2 separate regions of the Homo sapiens genome follow, and region 2 is linked to region 1. A link is a loop called in an ENCODE intact Hi-C map of the cell type or tissue named here. Cell type or tissue: CD4-positive, alpha-beta T cell. All regions are shown on one strand. Each heading gives the region's core, and the rest is flanking DNA. Links, peaks and the distances in the headings are about the cores only.

What was found. Peaks named below come from ENCODE experiments on the same cell type or tissue, not always from the same donor. Only the 100,000 strongest peaks of a DNase experiment are listed, where the experiment ranks them.
Region 2: it touches region 1 in a loop (7-fold over the local background); 10 of 110 quality-filtered maps call a loop at or near these places.

What each region holds. Positions count from the first base shown.
Region 1 is chr6:118,564,243-118,567,055 of GRCh38, forward strand. CEP85L (centrosomal protein 85L) reads right to left here. Exons shown (of 13, transcript NM_001042475.3): 3 at 1,287-2,074. It overlaps LOC107986524 (a long non-coding RNA gene), which reads left to right and starts at 1,440. Exons shown (of 5, transcript XR_002956384.2): 1 at 1,440-1,528. In CD4-positive, alpha-beta T cell, for the core only: a CTCF peak has its summit at 1,317; a DNase peak (open chromatin) is centred at 1,269.
Region 2 is chr6:118,733,780-118,736,592 of GRCh38, forward strand. No RefSeq gene overlaps it. Among named protein-coding and RNA genes, the nearest start is that of CEP85L, 84 kb to the left of the region's middle. In CD4-positive, alpha-beta T cell, for the core only: CTCF peaks have their summits at 1,688 and 1,921; a DNase peak (open chromatin) is centred at 1,732.

The DNA of each region.
Region 1 (2,813 bases), core at 43-2,542:
TATCACACCTACTCTAGTTTGGAATAGCATACTCAGCCCCACTGGACAGCTCCAATTCTGTGTAAAGACACCAGCTGGAGAAACAACTGCCTGGATCTCTGTTTTCCTATAATGACAAACATTTGAAAACTAAAACTTGACAGTATTTGAAAAATTAGGTTTCCTATTTTTCATCACTTGAATGGATAAATCACAAATTTCTAATTCAATCATAATGATTCTTCTGTTTTGATTGTGTTGTTTAAATACATAATCAAAATTATAAGAACTGTATCTAAAATAAGAATAAAGGTACATGCGACATGTTAAGGGTTCTCCTATGAATGTAGTATGTTAGGGTTCTATGTTTTGAGATCATACTCATATTTGTGAGGTTCCTGGACAAGTGATTTCCTTATCCTTTCATAGCCTATGTTCATTTATTCTATTTGTTTTTATTAGTAGTAGTAATGAATACCAATTTTACATTTTTACTCTAGGGAAAATTTGCAATTTTTTATAGAATTAATTTGTTTCAGAAAATTCTGATGATAAAAAACAGATGACAGGACTTATATCAGAAAATTAGTTTCCTTGTTAAAACAAGCTACAGAAAATTGTCTTGGAATAGAAACATTCCCAGATTAAGAAATTTACACATTTACATGCTATTCCCTAGACCAACTGGGGGCTGTATACTATTTTTCTTTATATATGATATCATCATAAAGCACTTTCTATAAGCTGATTAATGAATGCCTTGACACATAATTTTTTTTAAAAAAAAGTACATCTGATTTATAAACCTAAATAACATCATGTATCACCAAAACTTTACAAATGACTGTAGTTCCACCTTCTCATTGTACAGATGAAGAAACTGAGGCCCAGAGAAATTAAGTGAAAAAGTCATCCACGTTCTAAATCTAACAGAACCAGACACAAAATCTAAGACCTTGTATAGCCAAGTTGATGCTCTTTCTATTATACCTATGCTAGCTTTTTTGTTTCTGTTTCCAAGTTTATTTAGATTGAGTATGTTTTGCTTTATTTTTATGCCCATTTAACAAATGAAAAGGAAAGAACAAGCTAGGTACAAGGTTTTCAGATTTTCATGTTAATTAGTCTCAAATGCTTTGCAAGTTTATCAACAACACTTTTCGGTTTGTAACATTTCTGCCTATTAACTTGCAGGGAAAAGGAAATGCAAAACAATCTGTGAACACTTGTTATATGCTTACTGTAAGTGTGCTACTGTACTCATAACATCCACTGGAGGGAAGCAAACACTAGATTTTGCACCTTACCTGCATTGGTGTTTCACTTCCTTGTCGAAAGTCTTCAATTTGCTGCTGTTGCCAAGGAGCTAAACTGTAAGAATCCTCTGTATTTCTACCTTCCAAAGGATTTGTCCGCAGCTGCTCTGTAAGCCACATCTGAGTCCTTACGGAAGGCTGAATGGGAACTCCACCTACTGCCTGTTGACCAAGCATTAAATATTTTGGAGGTTCAAAAGCCTCTGAGCTTGTCATAATGGGCTTGCTTTCAGGTAAGGCACTATATGTCATGTCTACAGGCTGTCTCCTAAGAGTAGAGGAAGAGGCTCTAAAGTCCTCCTTGCTACAGCTCTCAAATTTATACTTGCAGTCCAGAGTTGATGACCGTTTTTTATTTATTTCCTTGTCCTCTAACCTAAGCATCTCCATACTATCATGTAAACAGCTAGGCCCAATTGTCCTCAGTTGTGATGTTAAAGCCTTAGCCTTCCCTATCTTCTCCAAACCATTCCTTGACTCTTCTCTGCATACAGTGCCACCCTGGCCACAGTTATCCGGGGCAGTGAGTTTGGATAAAGATGACCATTTCCGAAGTGGCCGGAAGTCCTTCATGTCTAGGGAAGAGTCCTGCTCCCCCCTACTGTGGTTTCCCAATGTTTGCATGAGGCTTGTACTCCATTTTGAGCCATCTGGTGTCAATGATTCCCTAAGTTTGGAAATTGAAGCGCTGGAATTAGACGGCATCACATGGGCAGTAGGAAGAGTAATCAATGATTGACTAGGCTTAAAAGATAATGTGCCACTTGAAGTTGAATGATCTGGAAAGAAAAAAGATGGTCAAATTAGTTACAATTAACAGACAAAAGAGAATGAGGTAAAATGCAATATGCCAAAAGAAATATCTGAACATGGTTTCATAGCACAAGCTTTTTTTTTTGAGACGTAGTTTTAGCTTGTTGCCTAGGCTGGAGTGCAGTGGCAAGATCTCGGCTCACCGCAATCTCTGCCTCCTGGGTTCAAGTGACTCTCCTGCCTCAGCCTCCCGAGTAGCAGGGATTCCAGGCGCCTGCCAGCACGCCCGACTAATTTTTTGTATTTTTAGTAGAGACGGGGCTTTGCCATGTTGGGCAGGCTGGTCTCGAACTCCTGACTTAAGGTGATCTGCCTGCCTCAGCCTCCCAAAGTGCTGGGATTACAGGCATGAGCCACTGTGCCCAGCCCAGCACAAGCTTTTCAAAAAGACGTCCTCAAAATGAGTAAATTATTATTATCCTTTTATCTGAAACAAGTCAACATAGTTTCAGATTGGATTTTCTAAATATGGATACCTAATAGAGTATATGGCCTTTCACCATCTACTGTACTTACAGGTGAAAAGTGATTTAAAATAGGTTTATATTTACCCTAATTAAAGTATTGTACCTTTAAAAGGAAAAATCCAACTCCTTACTGAGAGGTGTTATTCATAATCCAGCAATGAAGTCTCAGACACAACTTTGTCAGAAAAATGGTATTTTTCAGTGTCTTTCCTGAACTGTGAAAATCTATGCCAGATCT
Region 2 (2,813 bases), core at 285-2,784, 170 kb after region 1:
TTTCTTTTCTTTTTTTTTTTTTTTTTGAGATGGCGTCTCACTCTATCGCCCAGGGTGGAGTTCAGTGGTGTGATCTCGGCTCACTTCCACCTCTGTCGCCCAGGTTCAAGCAATTCCCCTGCCTCAGCCTCCCGAGTAGCTGGGATTACAGGCACCTGGCACTGCACCCAGCTGATTTTTGTATCTTTAGTAGAGACGGGGTTTCACCATCTTGGCTAGGCTGGTCTTGAACTACTGACCTCGTGATCCACCCGCCTCGTCCTCCCAAAGTGCTGGGATTACAGGCATGAGCCACCGTGCCCAGCGATTTACAAAGCTCTTGACATACCTGTTCTCATTTGATTCTTACCACAATTTGGTGAAATAGGCAGAGTGTGTATTCTTACTCCCAGTTTGCAGATGAACAAATTGATTTAGAGAGAGTCAATGACTTTCTCAAGAAAACCTAGCTAATAATTGTCAGGTGTTAACAACAACTCAGGCTTCCTACTTCTCAATTCAGTACACTCTCAAGATAAGAATAACCGTAATGCATTTAATTGTTAATTGAGAAATTAGTAAATTGACATCTAAGAGAGACAGCTCTGGCTTATGAGCTGCTTGTCCTGCTGAAGCCCTGGCAGCCACTGACTCTACCAATCTGGCTCCTCCATGTTTGTCTGTTCTACCTCTGAACTGGCGCTAAACTTAATCCAGATCTGAGGATATTCCTGACATATAAAAATACTGGCAGCAAGGTCAACAATCTGGTTCTTATTTTGGTTCTGTAGCTTGGTTTAATGAGCAAATCTTGGAAACTAACCTTCAATTAATCAAACAGTATTATTGATCCCAAAATATGTGTAAGACATTGTGTCAGAAAAGCATTCATCATCCACTCACCCATCTACCTGTCCATCCATCCATCCATTTATCCTGTTATTATTAACTGATTATCTACTACAGCCAGGCACTCGAATCAAAGATGAACAAAATGCAGTTGCTGTTACTAAGTTTCTCACAGTTCAGTGAGGGGGAGACACATATTAGATCAGTAAAAATAAGATAAATTAAATCCAACATTGGAGTTATATTCAGAGTATTACTGAGGTTGGGAAAGCATTCCTGGAAGTATATCTAAAATGCACCCTTTAAGAACAAATGAAGTTAGCAGGGGGAGGAAGAGTAAGTGGTAGGGAGGAGGGTGGAGCAGAAGACACAGAAACAAAGGCTCAGAGCCAAGAGACAGCACGGTGTGCATTAGCTGTGCGTCTGGATCAAGATACCTAAAACCTAGAAGCCTATCTTTCATCCTACTTCCACTGCAGGCTCCCCAGTGAGTGCCACAGTCTCAGGAGGTACACTGGGCAAGGCCATTTTATTAGTGGCAGGGTCTACTACAGTAGTGCTTTAGGCTGATAAGCTGTGCGGAACCATGCATGCGAGTTTGCAGCCCTGCTTTAAGTGGAGGGAAGGAAAGGGAGAATCTGGTTTCTCATATTCCAGGGTGGAATGTGAGCCCAGGTTGGAATATGAGCCTCAGGGTGAGCGAGTGATTCAAGAGCATCAACAAAAACCCAAAGGAAGAATCCATGGCTAAGGGGAAGATCCAGAAAAATCCTTCAGGAGGGCACAAGAATTTTTAATGTGCAACCTTTCACCCTCTAACTCAGCACTCTAGTTGCTCGTCCTGGACCCTTCTCAGCGTTCCTTTCCTCTCCCTGGTGGGATGAGGCTGTGGATGGAGGAGAGTATGACCCCTAGTGGCTGGAGTGCAACTCTAATTGATATGGGGGGTCTGGGCTTTGGGGGACAGGACCTGACTGTATTTACAGAGCCTAGAATGGGAAGCAGGGTGTGGTAAGCAGTGAGCCTGGAGCAGGAGGGAGTGGTGAGATCAGGGCCTTTAATACCATTTTAAGTAGTCTAGAGCAGTGCTTCCCCAAAGAAATAGAATGCAAGCCACACATGTGCTTTACAATTTTGCAACAGAGATATTTAAAAAACAGCAAATTACCAAAAAGGTAAAATAAATTTTAATAATGTATTTTAATAAACCATATATGTCCCAAAGTTTACCTGTTCAACACATAATATGTATTAAAAATAATTGGTGATAGGTTTTACAAACTTTTATTATACTAAGTGTTCTAAATCTGAGTATTTTACCCTTACAGCACATCTCAGTTCTGACTGGCCACATTTCAAGTACTCAATAGTCACATGCAGCTAGTGGCTACCCTATTGGACAGCGTAGATCTAGAACTTTTCCTGAATGTACATGGGGTTGTGGAAGGGTTTTAGGCATGGCCGTGGAAGACCAGATGTGTATTCCACACACATCACTATGGTGGATTTGAGGAAGGTAGACTTCCTGGAGGCAGGAAGATGAGGTAGGAAATGATGATATGAAAGTGTAGGTGAGGGGGCTGGGCGCGGTGGCTCACGCCTGTAATCCCAGCACTTTGGGAGGCAGACGCAGGCAGATCACAAGGTTAGGAGATCGAGACCATCCTGGCTAACACGGTGAAACCCCGTCTCTACTAAAAATACAAAAAATTAGCCGGGCGTGGTGGCGGGCGCCTGTAGTCCCAGCTACTCGGGAGGCTGAGGCAGGAGAATGGCGTAAACCCGGGAGGCGGAGCTTGCAGTGAGCCGAGGTGGCGCCAGTGCAGTCCAGCCTGGGGGACAGAGGGAAACTCTGTGTCAAAAAAAAAAAAAAGAAGAAAAGAAAGTGTAGGTGAGGGGTGCCCAGGGTCTGAATCAGGAGGTAGGGAGGTGATAGTGAGTGTAAGAGGGGAATGTAAGTTAGAAAAACGGAAACCACCCTGGGT